2 separate regions of the Homo sapiens genome follow, and region 2 is linked to region 1. Evidence: read pairs that join two places in POLR2A ChIA-PET (ENCODE). Cell type or tissue: GM12878. All regions are shown on one strand. Each heading gives the region's core, and the rest is flanking DNA. Links, peaks and the distances in the headings are about the cores only.

Region 1 (8,382 bases), core at 1,703-5,702:
CGGAGGTTGCAGTGAGCCGATATTGTGCCACTGCACTCCAGCCTGGGCGACAGAATGAGGCTACGTCTCAAAAAAAAAAAAAAAGAAAAAAGAAAATGAGGTGTCATCAATGAGGTGGCTATTTTTGTTTGTTTATTTATTTATTTATGTATTTATATTATTATTTTTAGAGACAGGGGCTCACTCTGTTGCCCAGGGTGGAGTAAAGTGGCCTGATCATACCTCACTGCAGCTTTGAACTCCTGCCTCAGCCTCCCTTGTATTTATTTATTTATTTATTTATTTGTGAGGCAGAGTCTCACTTTGTCACCCAGGCTGGAGTGCAGCGGTGTACTCATGGCTTACTGCAGCCTCAACCTCCTGGGCTCAAGTGATCCTCTCACCTCAGCCTCCCAAGGAACTGGGACCACAGGTGTGTACCACCACACTCGGTTAACTTTTGTATTTTTTGTAGAGACCAGGTTTCGTTGTGTTGCCCAGGCTGGTCTCGATCTCGTAGGCTAGAGTGATCCTCCTGCCTCAGCCTCCCAAAGTGCTGAGATTACAAGTGTGAGCCACTGTGCCTGTCCCCTCCCTTGTATTTGAATTTAAATTTAAGTTAGATAAAATTAAAAATTCCTCAGTCACAGTAGCCGCGTTCCAAGTGCTTTGTGGACACATGCTGGACTATATGGGACAGACATATGCAGACATTGTGGCACCCTCGCCAGTTCTACTGGACAGAGCTGCTCTAGGGATGAGTTTTCACTGTAGCCTCAATCCCTTCTTTGGAGAGTTTCCTTTTGCTTCTCTCTCTCCCCCTAACCCTCTTTCTCCAGAAAAAAAAAGGGTCAGGCTGGATGTGGTGGCTACGCCTATAATCCCAGCACTCTGGCCTGCCTGGTCTCGGCCTCTCAAAGTGTGACTTGAGGTCAGGAGTTCAAGACCAGCCTGGCCAATATGGTGAAACCTCGTCTCTAATAAAAATACAAAAATTAGCTGGGCATGGTGGCAGGCACCTGTAATCCCAGCTACTCCAGAGGCTGAGGCAGGAGAATTGCTTGAACCCAGGAGGCAGAGGTTGCAGTGAGCCGAGATCGCGCCATTGCACTCCAGCCTGGGCAACAGAGCAAGGCTCCGTTTCAAAAAAAAAAAAAAAAAAAGGTCAACAACATGCTCTGTCAAAACCTAACATCATGTCTGCAGGGATAAGCCAGTGAAAATTACAGTGTTAGAAAATAGTTGTTAGGCAAAGAAATAAAGCTAATAAATCATCCCAAGGAAAAATGCATGGCCTCACTAGAATTAAATAAATGAAAATTAAAATAACCCTGCCATACCATTACATACTGTCTAGACTAGGAAAAATGTGTAAAAATGATGGCCTGCGATATTGGAAAAAGAGACACCATTACACATGGCTAGCCATCCTCGCAATTAGGTAAATCTTCCTGAAGAACCATCTGGAACTGTTACAGGAACTATAAAACCATTTTCTGACTGAATAATTCCACTTAATGACTATTTGTTCAACATATATAGCTGGCATGAGGCACAGTACTTGGCACTTCACATACTTTTTTTTGTTTTTTGGTTTTTTTTGAGACGGAGTCTCGCTCTGTCGCCCAGGCTGGAGTGCAGTGGCGCGATCTCAGCTCACTGCAAACGCCGCCTCCTGGGTTCAAGAGATTCTCCTGCCTCAGCTTCCTGACTTCACACACACTTTTTAAAGAATTTACTTTTTGCAACAATCCTGTGAGATTGGTAGGTATCCTGATCTTTGTTTTAAAAAGAAGCAAACTGTCCAGGCGCAGTGGCTCACCGCTGTAATCCCAGCACTTTGGGAGGCTGAGGTAGGAGGATCACTTGGGTCAGGAGTTCAAGACCAGCCTGGCCAACACAGCAAACCCGGTCTCTACTAAAAATACAAAAATTAGCTGGGCGTGGTGGCTGAGGCAGGTGGATCACTTGAGGTCAGGAGTTCGAGACCAGTCTGGCCAACATAGTGGAACCTCGTCTCTACTAAAAATACAAAAATTAGCTTGGTGTGGTGGTGCACACCTGTAATCCCAGCTACTCAGGAGGCTGAGGCAGGAGAATTGCTTGAACCTGGGAGGTGGAGGTTGCAATGAGCCAAGATCGTGCCACTGCACGCCAGTCTGGGCAACAGAGTGAGACCCTGTCTCAAACAATAAAATAAAAATAAATAAATAAAAAGCAGGCAACTGTTAGGTTCCCAGAAGTTAGGTGACATATCCACAGTAAAAGAGCAAGGAAGTGAAAGAGCCAAAATTCAGTCGCAGGCCTCTTAACCTGGGAAGACCGGCCCAGAACCCCACATTGCCTCCCATTCCAGAGAATTGCCTTCAGTCAGGTCATCCCAGTGCTTTGAGAGGCCAAGGCAGGAAAATCGCTTGAGGCCAGGAGTTCCAGTCTAGCTTGGGCAACAAGACCATGTCTCTATATAGTCCTCGCTACTTGGGAGGCTGAGGTAGGACGATTGCTCGAGCCCATGAATTAGAGGCTGCAGTGAGCTACGCACTCCAGCCTGGGAGACACAGTGAGACACAATCTTAAAAGAAAAAAAGAAAAGAAAAAAGCCAGATGTGGTGATGCGCACCTGTAGTACAGCTACTCGGGAGGGTGAGGTAGGATCGCTTGAGCCCAGGAGATGGAGGCTGCAGTGAGTTATGATCTCGCCACTGTATTCTAGCCTGGATGGCAGAGTGAGACCCCGTCTCTTAAAAAATAATAATAAATAAAAATAATTTTAAAGAGAGGCTGGGGCCGGGCACGGTGGCTCACGCCTGTAATCCCAGCACTTTGGGAGGCCGAGGCGGGCAGATCATGAGGTCAGGAGTTTGAGACCAGCCTGGCCAACATGGTGAAAACCCGTCTCTAGTTAAAAATACAAAAAAATTAGCCAGGTGTGGTGGCGGGTGTCTGTAATGCCAGCTACTCGGGAGGCTGAGGTAGGAGAGAATCGCTTGAACCCGGGAGGCGGAGGTTGCAGGGAGCCCAGATCGCGTCATTGCATGCCAGCCTGGGCAACAAGAATGAAACTTTGTCTCAAAAAAAAAAAAAAAAAAGAGAGAGAGAATTGCCACCAAAGAAAGGAATAGTACACTGGGATGGAGGAATAAATTTATGCAAAAATATACATATGAACGTAATTATTACATATTATTACAGGAGAAAAATTGTAAAATGCACACAGCAATGTAAGTTTGGTTTACACATAGTAGGTGCTCAATAAATGCTTAATATAAAAAAGCAATTCGGTTGTATCTACAGCTAACAATATACTATATGGTACACTTTAAAAATACTCTCATGTCAAGTATTTTTACCACAATAAAATAAAATAAAATTATTTTAAAAACCCCAAACCAAAAAATCCATAATTCGGAGGAATTCTGGCCCTTTAAAAGCCAGAGGCTGGTTAAGAGAGAAAGGCGGGTCCTGGAGCTGGTGTAATAAGCTCTTTGCCTTATTTAAATGAGCATGCGTGAAGGTCGCCCCGGTGCCTGAGTCACGTTCCTGTACTCAATGCGCCTGCGCTTCCTGAAGCCAGACTGGGCCCTCGGCTCCGCCCGCCTATTTAAGTGGGCGGAGACAGTCGCGTGAGTTCAGTGGACCCACAATCTCCCGCGCAATTAACCAGACCCGCCCCTTTACACATGCGCATACGTCAGCAGTTGACAGTTGCTGAAGGACCCCTGGAGTTGGGCCTGCGCTCTGGACGCTCCTGCCGGAAGTGGGCGGGATCGCGTTGCAACGCGGCAAGGGCGATGAGAGCGCGGAGGAGGCGCTGGTGGCCGAGTTTGGGGCGGGGACTGTCCCCAATGCTCCGCAGCAAGGTTACTCGACCAAAAAATGTCACGACTGGGAATATGAACACAGAGAATTTACCCTTCAATTTAAAAAAGATTTGAGCCGGGCGCGGTGGCTCACACCTGTAATCCCAGCACTTTGGGAGGCCGAGGCGGGTGGATCACCTGAGGTCAGGAGTTCGAGACCAGTCTGGCCAACATGGTGAAACCCCGTCTCTGCCGAAACAAAATACAAAAATTAGCTGGGCATGGTGGCGGGCGCCTGTAATCCTAGCTACTCGAGAGGCTGAGGCAGGAGAACCTCTTGAACCCAGGAGGTGGAGGTTGCAGTGAGCTGAGATTGCACCATTGCACTCCAGCCTGGGTGACAAGAGTGAAACTCTGTCTAAAAAAAAAAAAAGAATCAGCCGGGCGCGGTGGCTCACGCCTGTAAACCCAGCACTTTGGGAGGCTGAGGCAGGTAGATCACCCGAGGTCGGGAGTTGGAGACAAGCCTGACCAACATGGAGAAACCCTGTCTCTACTAAAAATACAAAATTAGCCCGGCATGGTGGCTCATGCCTGTAATCCCAGCTACTCGGGAGGCTGAGGCAGGAGAATCTCTTGAACCCAGGAGGCAGAGGTTGTGGTGAGCCGAGATCGCGCCACTGCAGCCATTGCACTCTGGCCTGGGCAACAAGAGCGAAACTCTGTCTCAAAAAAAAAAATGGTAATAATAAAATTTTTAAAAAGAGCCCTAAACCAAGAATGGACCTGCTTTGAAAAGAATGAACTGCTTCGTATGTCCCTCATAAAAAGCATAGAAAAGTAATGAAAAAGCAACATGGAAACCCTTAAATGGACTCAAAATCTACACCTAGTTAATATGATGTTCCCTGCATTCAGAAGGGCCTTGTGCTTGGGTTAATACCCTCCTGTTGCTATTTCAAAATTCTTTTTTTTTTTTTTTGGAGTCTCCCTCTGTTGCCCAGCCTGGAGTTCAGTAATGTGATCATGGCTCACTGCAACCTCCACCTCCCAGGTTCAACTGATTCTCCCACCTCAGCCTCCCGAGTAGCTGGGATTACGTGCGTGTGCCACTATGCCCGGCTAATTTTTAATTTTTAGTAGAAATGGGGTTTCATCATGTTGGCCAGGCTGGTCTTGAACACCTGACCTTAGGCTTCCTGACCTGATCCACCCCCCTCGGCCTCCCAAAGTGCTGGGATTACAGGTGTGTGCCCTTGCGCCCGGCCCATTTTCAAATTCTTCATAATTTTTTTTTTTTTTTGAGACATGGTCTCCCTCTGTTGCCCAGGCTTGAGTGCAGTGGTGCGATCACAGCTCACTGTAGCCTTGACTTTTTAGACAAGCGATCCTCCTGCCTCAGCCTCCTGAGTAGGTGGGACCACAGGCGTGTGCCACTATGCCCGCTAATTTTTTATTTTTATAGAGATGGGGTCTCGCTATCTTGCCTAGGCTGGCCTTGAACTCCTGGGCTCAAGCGATCCTCCTGCTTCAGCCTCCCAAAGTGCTGGGATTACAGGTATCAGCCACTGTATGCAGCCCCCTGCTCTTAAATAGAGCCTCATGAGAGAAACAGTCCCCTTCCCAGCTGTGGACATAGTTACGTGAGGATGTGATAGAGGCTGTGACATGCTGAGAAATACAGCCAACCTGCTGCAGATGGCAGAGAAAAAGAACTTGACCCTTAATGACATTCCTGAGCCATTCACAACACTGTAAGGTCATTGGACCCATTGTTCTGTGACATAGTAAATTTTCCTTATTGGTTAAGCACTTTTGGTTACATTTCCTTTTACTTGCAGGTTGGCTGATTGTGGAGGCTAAAGCAACTCTACCTTGCCAGCTTATCCACCATGTGGACTTCTAATTAATCTCAGTTGCCGGAATGCCTCTAAGATTTCTACGTTATCTACTGTGAAGAGCAAGTAATTACTGCAAATCCTGCCCTTGGGTCAAAACAACCTTGATGACATATTCCTTCTGAAGCACATATACTCTTTCCCTAGGTATATAAGCCTTGGGTCTGGGGGCTAACGGTGCAGGGATCCATCATCTCACAGCCACCCAAGACATGGCTTTTGTTCAAAAATCCCTATTAAATGTTTCATTCTGAGACTGGGTGGGTGGCTCACGCCTGTAATCCTAGTGCTTTGGGAGGCCAAGACAGGAGGAATGCTTGAGGCCAGGAGTTTGAGAGCAACCTGGACAAAGTGGTGAGACCTCATTGCTACAAAAAAATGGAAAACCTTAACCAAGTGTGCTGCGGTGCACCTATAGTCCCAGCTACTCAGGAAGCTGAGGCAGGAGCATTGCTTGAGCCCAGAAGTCTGAGGCTACAGTGAGCCATGATTGTGCCACTGCACTCCAGCCTGGGCAACAGAGCAAGACTCTGTCTCTAAAAAACAAAAAAGTTTCTTTCTGAGAAACCAGGTTTGTCAGCTTCCTTCAGCTCTCAGCCCTTGCAGGTAGGTTTGCTCATGGTAGAACACTGATACGTCACCCCCAAGCTATCCCAAGAAACCATGGTCACTGGCTTGGTAATGTGTTAGCTTGGCTAGTTGAATTGCATTTCCCAGAATTCCTTTTTCTATGTTTTTCTGGTTGGGTGGGCCATAAAGGGCAATTTTCTGTGGCATGAGATTTGGTGTGTGGAAGTAGAGCAGCAGCCATACTCTTACTGATGCCTGGAAGGCCGGGGCAGAGTCACCAGCCACTTCTGCATCTCCTGAACATTGTCCTTTACCTGCCTGCGGTGGGTCCACCTGCCCCTGGATCCTTGTTTGGCTGCTGTGACCCCTGAGCCAGCTCCCTGCCTAAGGGCACCAGTGTTTCCTGCAGGACACCCATGCCATCAAAGTTGGGGACAATGAGGACTGACCTAGGTTTCAGTCTGTGCTTGTAGATTTCAGCTCTTGCTCATGGGTTCCAGATCGTTCTTGCTCTTCCCTACTTTACATCCATCTTCTGTTCTCAGCTGCCTGCCCTGCAGACTTCAGGCTCCAGCATCAGACACAGAGACCCAGCGTTATGGAGACTGTCTAACCAGATCTCACAATTGTGGAAGATCCCAACTCCTACAGAAATCTCTTAAAAACCACGTGTGGCTGGGCACAGTGGCTCATGTATGTAATTCCAGCACTTTGGGAGGCTGAGGTGAGTGGATCTCTTGAGCCCAGGAGTTTGAGACCAGCCTGGAGCAACATGGTGAAACTGTGTCTCTACAAAAGATACAAAAATTAGCTGGGCATGGTGGCATGCGCCTGTAGTCCCAGCTACTCAGGAGGCTGAGGTGGGAGGGTGACTTGAGCCCAGGAATTGAAGGCTGTAGTGAGCTGTGATTGTGCCCCTGCACTCCAGCTGGGGTGACAGAGCGAGACCCTGTCTCAAAAACAACCCCTCCCCCAAAAAAGTCACCTGGATGAGGCCAGGCGCGGTGGCTCATGCCTGTAATCCCAACACTTTGGGAGGCTGAGGCGGGCGGATCACGAGGTTAGGAAATCGAGACCATCATGGCTAACATGGTGAAACCCCGTCTCTACTAAAAATACACAAAATTAGCCGGGCGTGGTGGCGGGCACCTGTAGTCCCAGCTACTCAGGAGGCTGAGGCAGGAAAATGGCGTGAACCCGGGAGGCGGAGCTTGCAGTGAGCTGAGATTGCACCACTGCACTCCAGCCTGGGCGACAGAGCAAGACTCTGTCTCAAAAAAAAAAAAAAAAAAAAAAGTCACCTGGATGAAGCCTGTGCAGCCATTTCAGCCAAAGATGCTACTGGAGATGATGCCCAACACAAAGAGAGGGCAGAAATACCCCAGCTTCCCCTCCTGCCTTCCAGCCTCCCACCAGTGCCTTCCATTGACTGAGCCCAGCAGGAAGGCTGGAAAGCTCAGTCTGCGTGTTCATCACCTTGGGAAACGGAGCAGAGCAGGCGGAAGGGTAAGGAGGGGATCGGATGTCATTCAGGCAAATGACAAGTACACTAAATATTCACCCACTCGATACATATTTATTGAGTGCCGGGAGCCACGCTAAGTGCTGAGGCTACTGCCTTGCTCAAAGCAGACAAAGTCCCGTGGTTGGAGATTGGAATTGTTTTAGGATGCCAGTGAGAAGCCTAAACCGCAGGAAGACACACGGTCTCAACCACATGCTATAGCAATTACTTATATATAACATTTCCCTAACCAGACAACATGCTGGCATTGGCAGATGTTAAATGAACCAAACTGAAATACAATACACTTCTCAATTTAACCCCTCTCCAGAAAGAAGCACATGAATTTGGCAGCTCCTTTAAAGATGCTAATAAGTTTGAAACATCCTTTCTATTGCCTCATGGCTCTATCACGGGAAGTACTTACAGTTTTGGAGTTACCGTTCATCTAAATTCTTTGATATAATTACATTGCTAGGACACTTTTTTTTTTTTTTTTGAGTTGGAGTCTCGCTCTGTTGCCCAGGCTGGAGTGCAGTGGCACGATCTCGGCTCACTGCAACCTCTGCCTCCTGAGTTCAAGCGATTCTCCTGCCTCAGCCTCCCAAGTAGCTGGGACTACAGGCGCCAC
Region 2 (6,191 bases), core at 2,192-6,191, 400 kb before region 1:
GTCTCAAACTACTGACCTCAGATGATCCACCCGCCTCAGCCTCCCAAAGTGCTGAGATTACAGGCATGAGCCACCACGCCCTGCCTAATATCTCTGTTCTTTAAGCCGCCCAGTGTGAGACTTGGTCACGGCTTCTCTAGGAAGATAATACAGCACCCCACCCAACCAGTGGGGTTCGGAGAAGCCGGCTGCCTTGGAGGCCACAGACTCTGAGGCATTTCCCAAAGCTCTAGCGGGAGACCTGAGAGGCTCGGCTGCATCCACGGAGGCGGTGCTGGAATATTTCAGACCCAGGGCCCTAGCCCAGCTAAGCAGGGTTATCAGATCCAGTGACACCAACTGTTACAACTGGCTCTCTCCTTCAGCGCTCTTTAATTTGGGGCCACTGAAACAACTGAGTCCGCAAAAACAAAGGCCCTCCCTTGTCAGATGGCAATAGAGATATCTCAGGCCTCAGAGACCCCATCCTCATCATAGTCCCTAGAACAAAAACGTTGCAAATGATGACTCCTGTGTGACATCTGGCCACCGATATACTGGCCTTACACCAGGTTCAAAGCTATCTGAAGAAGTGGTGGCTCATGGCCGTAATCCCAGCACTCTGGGAGACCGAGGTGGGAGGATGACTTGATGCTGAATTCAAGATCAGCCTGGGCAACATAGTGAGACCCCATCTCTACAAAAAAAATTTTTTAAATTAGTTGGGCATGGTACTCACACCTGTAGTCCCAGCTACTCAGGAGGCTGAGGCGGGAGGATGGCTTGAGCCCAGGAGTTGGAGGCTGCAGTGAACTATGATTGCACCACTGCACTCCAGCCTGGGTGGCAGAATGAGATCCTTTCGCTAAATAAATAAATAAATAAATAAATAACCATTTGAATGAGATGCCAACATTTCAGAGCCAGGAGATTTCAGATAAAAGTGCAAATTTACAGATTTTCTTGAAGAACTGCACACTGATAGCACTGGGCCTGTGTTCTATCCTGGCAACCACTCGCTGCAGCTCTGGGCAGGGGACACACTCACCAGCACGCCACAGTCCTCACCACTTCCCAGTGCCTCTCCAAAGCTGAGGACAGGCTGCCTGCCACGGCCCACGCCCTCCCCTCGGCCCACATCTCATGCCCTGCCTCTCCGCTACAGGTGTCTGAGTCTGCAGCCCCTGCTTTCAAGTCACTGAATGTCAGTGCAAAGACAGGTGCACATCAGTGGTCACCTGCTCTGACCATTTCATTCCACCAATGAGGAAAATGAAGGTTCAGAAGGATTTACTGATTTGCCCAAAGTCACGCAGTGGTTCTAGGCAGGGCGACAATTGGGCTGAGTTTTGTTGTTCTTGTTTATTTTTATTTTTATTTATTTACTTATTTTTGAGATGGAGTCTCGCTCTGTTGCCCAGGCTAGAATGCAGTGGTGTGATCTCGGCTCAGCGCAACCTCTGCCTCCCAGGTTTAAGCAATTCTCCTGCTTCAGCTTCCCAAGTAGCTGGGGATTACAGGCACGCCACCATGCCCAGCTAATTTTTGTGTTTTTTGGTGGAGACAGGGTTTCACCATGTTGCCCAGGCTGGTCTCGAACTTCTGACTTCAAGTGATCCACCTGCCTTGGCCTCCCAAAGTGCTGGGATTACAGGCATGAGTCACCGCACCCGGCCGGGCTGAGTTTTTCAGGAAGGGGCCAACAATTACAGGCATAGCCCTGCCATGTCCACATATTGCGTCCTGAATAAAGTCCAGGCTGGACCAAAATCTCTAACAAGGGATTTGGGCAGGCAGCCCATTCCTCTGCCTTGCTGGGACCTCGACCTGTGTTTGAGAGAGATGAGAGCGAAAGCACAGGGTCTCAAAGTGCTTGGAGGAGAAATGCACAGGATTTGGGCACAGGGACATGGACATGACTAACTCATGAGAGCTGTGGCTTTGGCCTCCTTGTTTACAGCTGAATTCCCGGGCCTAGAACTTTCTAGGACACTGCTCGCACTCAGTAAATACTGACTAGAAGTTGTTGTTTATTTCTTCTGTCCCAAGGCCACTCAGAAGGTCAGAAGCTTTCTTTAGCTGGCCTAGAGTTGAAGTTTCTTTAGTCTGATAACAGCAGCCCAATTTATGTCTGGGAAGCCATCCCTCCATATGAGAGGTGGCCCTACAGGGCTGACCCCACCATCAGCTTCAGAGATTTGCATGTGACTCAAGCCTGGCCAGCTGGCTATCAATTGCTCTGGTCAAGTGGGTAACTCAAGAATAGATATGAGGCCGGGCGCAGTGGTTCACGCCTGTAATCCCAGCACTTTGGGAGGCCAAGGCGGACAGATCACTTGAGGCCAGGAGTTCGAGACCAGCCTAGCCAACATGGTGAAACTCCACCTCTACTATAAATACAGAAATTAGCCAGGTATGGTGGCGCATGCCTGTTATCCCAGCTACTCAGGAGGCTGAGGCACGAGAATCACTTGAACCCGGGAGGGGGAGGTTGCAGTGAGCCAAGATTGCACCACTGCACTCCAGCCTGGGCAACAGAGCAGGACCTTATCTAAAAAAGAAACAGAGTAGATGTGTGGGCCAGGCATGGTGGCTCACGCCTGTGCTCCTAGCACTGTGGAAGTCTGAGGTGGGCAGATCCCTTGAGCCCAGGAGTTTGAGACCAGCCTGGGCAACATGGCGAGACCTCATCGCTACAAAAATACAAAAAAAACCTAGCTGGGCATGGTGGCGTACACCTGTAGTCCCAGCTACTAGGGAGGCTGAGGTGGGAGGATCGCTTGAGCTGGGGAGGTTGATGCAGCAGTGAGCCGTGATCATGCCACCGCACTCTAGCCTGGGTGACAGAGCGAGACCCTGTCTCAAAAAAGAGAGTAGATGTGTGACCCAAGTCAGTCTATTGGGTCTTATTCTGTGATTTTGTGGAAGTGTTGAAAAGAAAGAATGTCCTTTCTGTTGAACCTAGAGCTCAGAGGATATATTCCTAAAGCTACCAGGGGCTGGAGAGAACCCTGCCTCAGAATGAAGTCTAAGAAGAGAGAAGAGAGGTAATGGATGGAAAAGAGCTGAGGTTGAAGACACTGTTTAGGCACCTGGATTCAGCCATGCCTGAAGCTCATGTACCTCAATTTTTAACTACATGAGCCAACATATTTCCATTTTTGCTTAAGCTATTTCGTGATTAGTTTTCCATCATTTACAGTCAAGGGCCCTGACTTACAAATGACAGAGCTGACTGACAGGGAAGCTGCTGTCTCCCTACACCCCAGGGCTCTCATCCAGGCCAAACTGCCAGGCAGCTACAAGGCCTCTGGCAACCTGGACAGCCTTCACCTTGACAGGCAACTTGACTTCCAACACTGCTTTTCTCTTTCTTTTAATCTTAAAACATCAAGGATGGGGCAGGGAAGGGCTGATGAACAGGGAGAGGAGAAGAAACTGGCATTTTCAACACAAGAATCGCATTGCTGCAGATGCAGTGATACTAATGGTTAGCCTTCTTGAGTGCTTGGCACTCTTCTAATCCTGCATCATCTCATTTAACTGTCACAACCACCTTATGAGTTATAGATACTGTTTTGTTTGGTTTGGTTTGGTTTGATTTGGTTTGGTTGAGGCAGGGTCTCACTCTGTCACCCAGGCTGGAGTACAGTGGCACAATCTTGGCTCACTGCAGCCTTGATCTCCCGGGCTCAAGCATTCCTCCCACCTCAGCCCCCCAAGTAGCTGCAACTACAGGTGCGCACCACTACGCCTGGCTAAATAGGTCCTGCTATTATCCCTGTTCCACCAGTGGGGAAACTGAGGCACAGAGAGCCTGGCTGACTTGCTCACAATCATCCAGCTTCTGAGTGCTTCAGGAGGGCACAAGTGTGAATGCTCACTATATAGAAGCTATTGCCAAGAAAGAACTTTGGCAGTTACTGAATTCACGACCCTCAGTTGGCTTCCTTTTTTTGGGGGGCGGGGCGGTTGGGGACAGGGTCTCACTCTATTGCCCAGGCTGGAATGCAGTGGTGCAATCATAGTTCACTGCAGCCTCGAACTCCTGGGCTCAGGTGATCCTCCCACCTTACCTCCCAAGTATCTGGGACTACAGGCATACACCACCACACTTGGCTAATTTTTTGTATTTTTGGTAGAGATGGGGTTTTGCCATGTTGCCCAGGCTGTTCTCAAACTCCTGGGCTCAAGTGATCCACCTGCCTCAGCCTCCCAAAGTGCTGGGATTATAGGCATGAGCCACTGTGCCTAGCTGGTTTCAATTTATTTTAAAACGAAATCTCTTAAATCTCTAATCCTGCCGTGCTAACTCTTCATCTTCCCCTCTAGCCCTTGTCCATATGCATCACATTTTACAAAATTAAAAATAGCGTATGCATATCATTTCACATCCTTGCTTCCATGTGTCATAAGAGCACATTCTCACATGGCTTTTGCAATCAGCGCAACAGAGGCTGCAGATGGAGTCACCGAGACTCAGAGAAGTTGAGATGACCTCATCCAGGCAGCCCAGCAGGCTCGCAGTTGGGCCAGGAGGAGATCCAGGTGGCCTGCCCTGCAGCCCAGTGACCCTTGAGGCCCTGGATACTCACAGAGTAAGCAGTTCCCCTGTCTTGCTGCTTGCCAGGGCCAACTGTCTTAAGAATTCTTAGGCAGCTATTACTTAGTCAGTAATGAAATATCACTGAAAGAATGGCCCCAGTCACGCAGTCAGACATCTAAAGCCAGCTGTGGGCCAGGTACAGTGGTGGCTCACGCCTATAATGCTAGTGCTTTGGGAGGCCGAAGCAGGAAGATCGCTTGAGGCCAGGATTCGAGACCAGCTTGGGCAACACAGCAAGACCCCATCACCACACAAAAAAATGTTTACATTAGCCAAGTGTGGTGCTGCACACCTGTGGTCCCAGCTCCGTCAGAGGCTGAGGTGAGAGGATCCCTTGAGGCCAGGAGGTTGGGGCTGTACTGAGCTATGATTGCACCATTGCATTCCAGCCTGTGCAACAGAGAAAGGCTCTGTCTCGAAAATTTTTAAATTTAAAAAATATAAATAAAAATAAAACCAGGTGTGCATGGGTGGCCCCAGCCTTGAAGTGTGAGGAGCTTACGAATGTGTGGGTGAGTTTGGGTATGTGTTTAGAGGAGGGAGGTATTTGGAAATAAAGTGTAGAAACCATCTTCCTTCCTTCCTCTTCCCCCACTGCATCCCTCTCAATCTTTCACTGAACCAAAGGAAGAGGTTGGAAAACAACTGGAATTTCAGTTTGTAATGAACAAGAAAAAGACTTCTACCCAGCATGCTCTTGGCAAATCAGAGATGGAGAGGGCCAGCTCGAAACCCACAGGCATCGGTGCCTGGGCTACCCACGGCCCCTCTCCCTCCCTCCTCCCCACCTTTTGGACATCATGCTAAATCTAGCTGCAAGCCTCCTCAGCTGAGGGACAAGAAGAGTGCAGGGAGCCAGCTCTGCAGCTCTGCGGGGCCCAACGTCCCCACACCTGGACCTAGAGGGCAGAACTGTCCAGGATGAACCGAATAAAATATTTCTCTGCCAGAAGCCTTGAAGGCAATACCCCAAAGCACATTTCAAAAATGAAAAAGGGAGTGTGCTCTCCCTTCTGCACCCTGGCCCCCGCAAAACACTGGTTCCCCATTTAAACTTCTCTAACAGAAGCTTCTCTCAGGCACCACCCACAATGCTCCTACCCCACCCGCTGGGTTCCTGCCTCATGCCTAAGCCACGTGGGCAGAGGGGCAACACCTTGGCCTCCCCACTGACTCCCACCCCCCTTTCCTCCGAGGACCACCATCCCTCTCTTTTCCAGGTTGGGATTAGCATTTTTATCTCTGCAACTGCCATCTCTCAACTATTTACAGAAGCCACCAGGATAAAAAGAGGCAACATAAAAATAGTTGCTCAGCAGCTTTCAGGATGGGGTGGGGTGGGGGTGGGGGCACTACAGAATCTTCTCATTTTCTTTCATTCCTTTTCAAAAGGGAAAGGATGTCAGAATTGTTCATCTTTTCCAAAAGGCTCTGAGACCACTCACCTGGGACAGGAACCAAGTCCCAGTATTTCTCAGTTCCCCAGGGTATAGCCTGTCACCAGCACCAATCCCCCCACCCCACCCCAACCAAAAGAGCGGGCTGGGTGAAGGGTCGAGCCTGCAGAGCCAGGGCGCCCCACTCTGCCCCGTTTCCGTCACCTCCT

What was found. ChIA-PET counts read pairs that join two places held together with the same protein. Peaks named below come from ENCODE experiments on the same cell type or tissue, not always from the same donor. Only the 100,000 strongest peaks of a DNase experiment are listed, where the experiment ranks them.
Region 2: POLR2A ChIA-PET joins it to region 1 with 5 read pairs; 2 of 35 experiments call an interaction of 5 or more read pairs at or near these places.

The regions. Positions count from the first base shown.
Region 1 is chr12:121,683,448-121,691,829 of GRCh38, forward strand. It overlaps LOC105370034 (a long non-coding RNA gene), which reads left to right. Exons shown (of 3, transcript XR_001749356.2): 2 at 5,621-5,824; 3 at 6,793-7,255. Among named protein-coding and RNA genes, the nearest start is that of MORN3, 18 kb to the left of the region's middle. RefSeq lists an enhancer at 3,521-4,507. In GM12878, for the core only: a CTCF peak has its summit at 3,799; a DNase peak (open chromatin) is centred at 3,624; H3K4me3 peaks cover 383 bases; H3K27ac peaks cover 660 bases.
Region 2 is chr12:121,282,970-121,289,160 of GRCh38, forward strand. The region is part of intron 1 of CAMKK2 (calcium/calmodulin dependent protein kinase kinase 2); the gene reads right to left. Among named protein-coding and RNA genes, the nearest start is that of CAMKK2, 11 kb to the right of the region's middle. RefSeq lists enhancers at 1-106, 107-714. In GM12878, for the core only: a CTCF peak has its summit at 5,700; no DNase peak of the experiment used is centred there.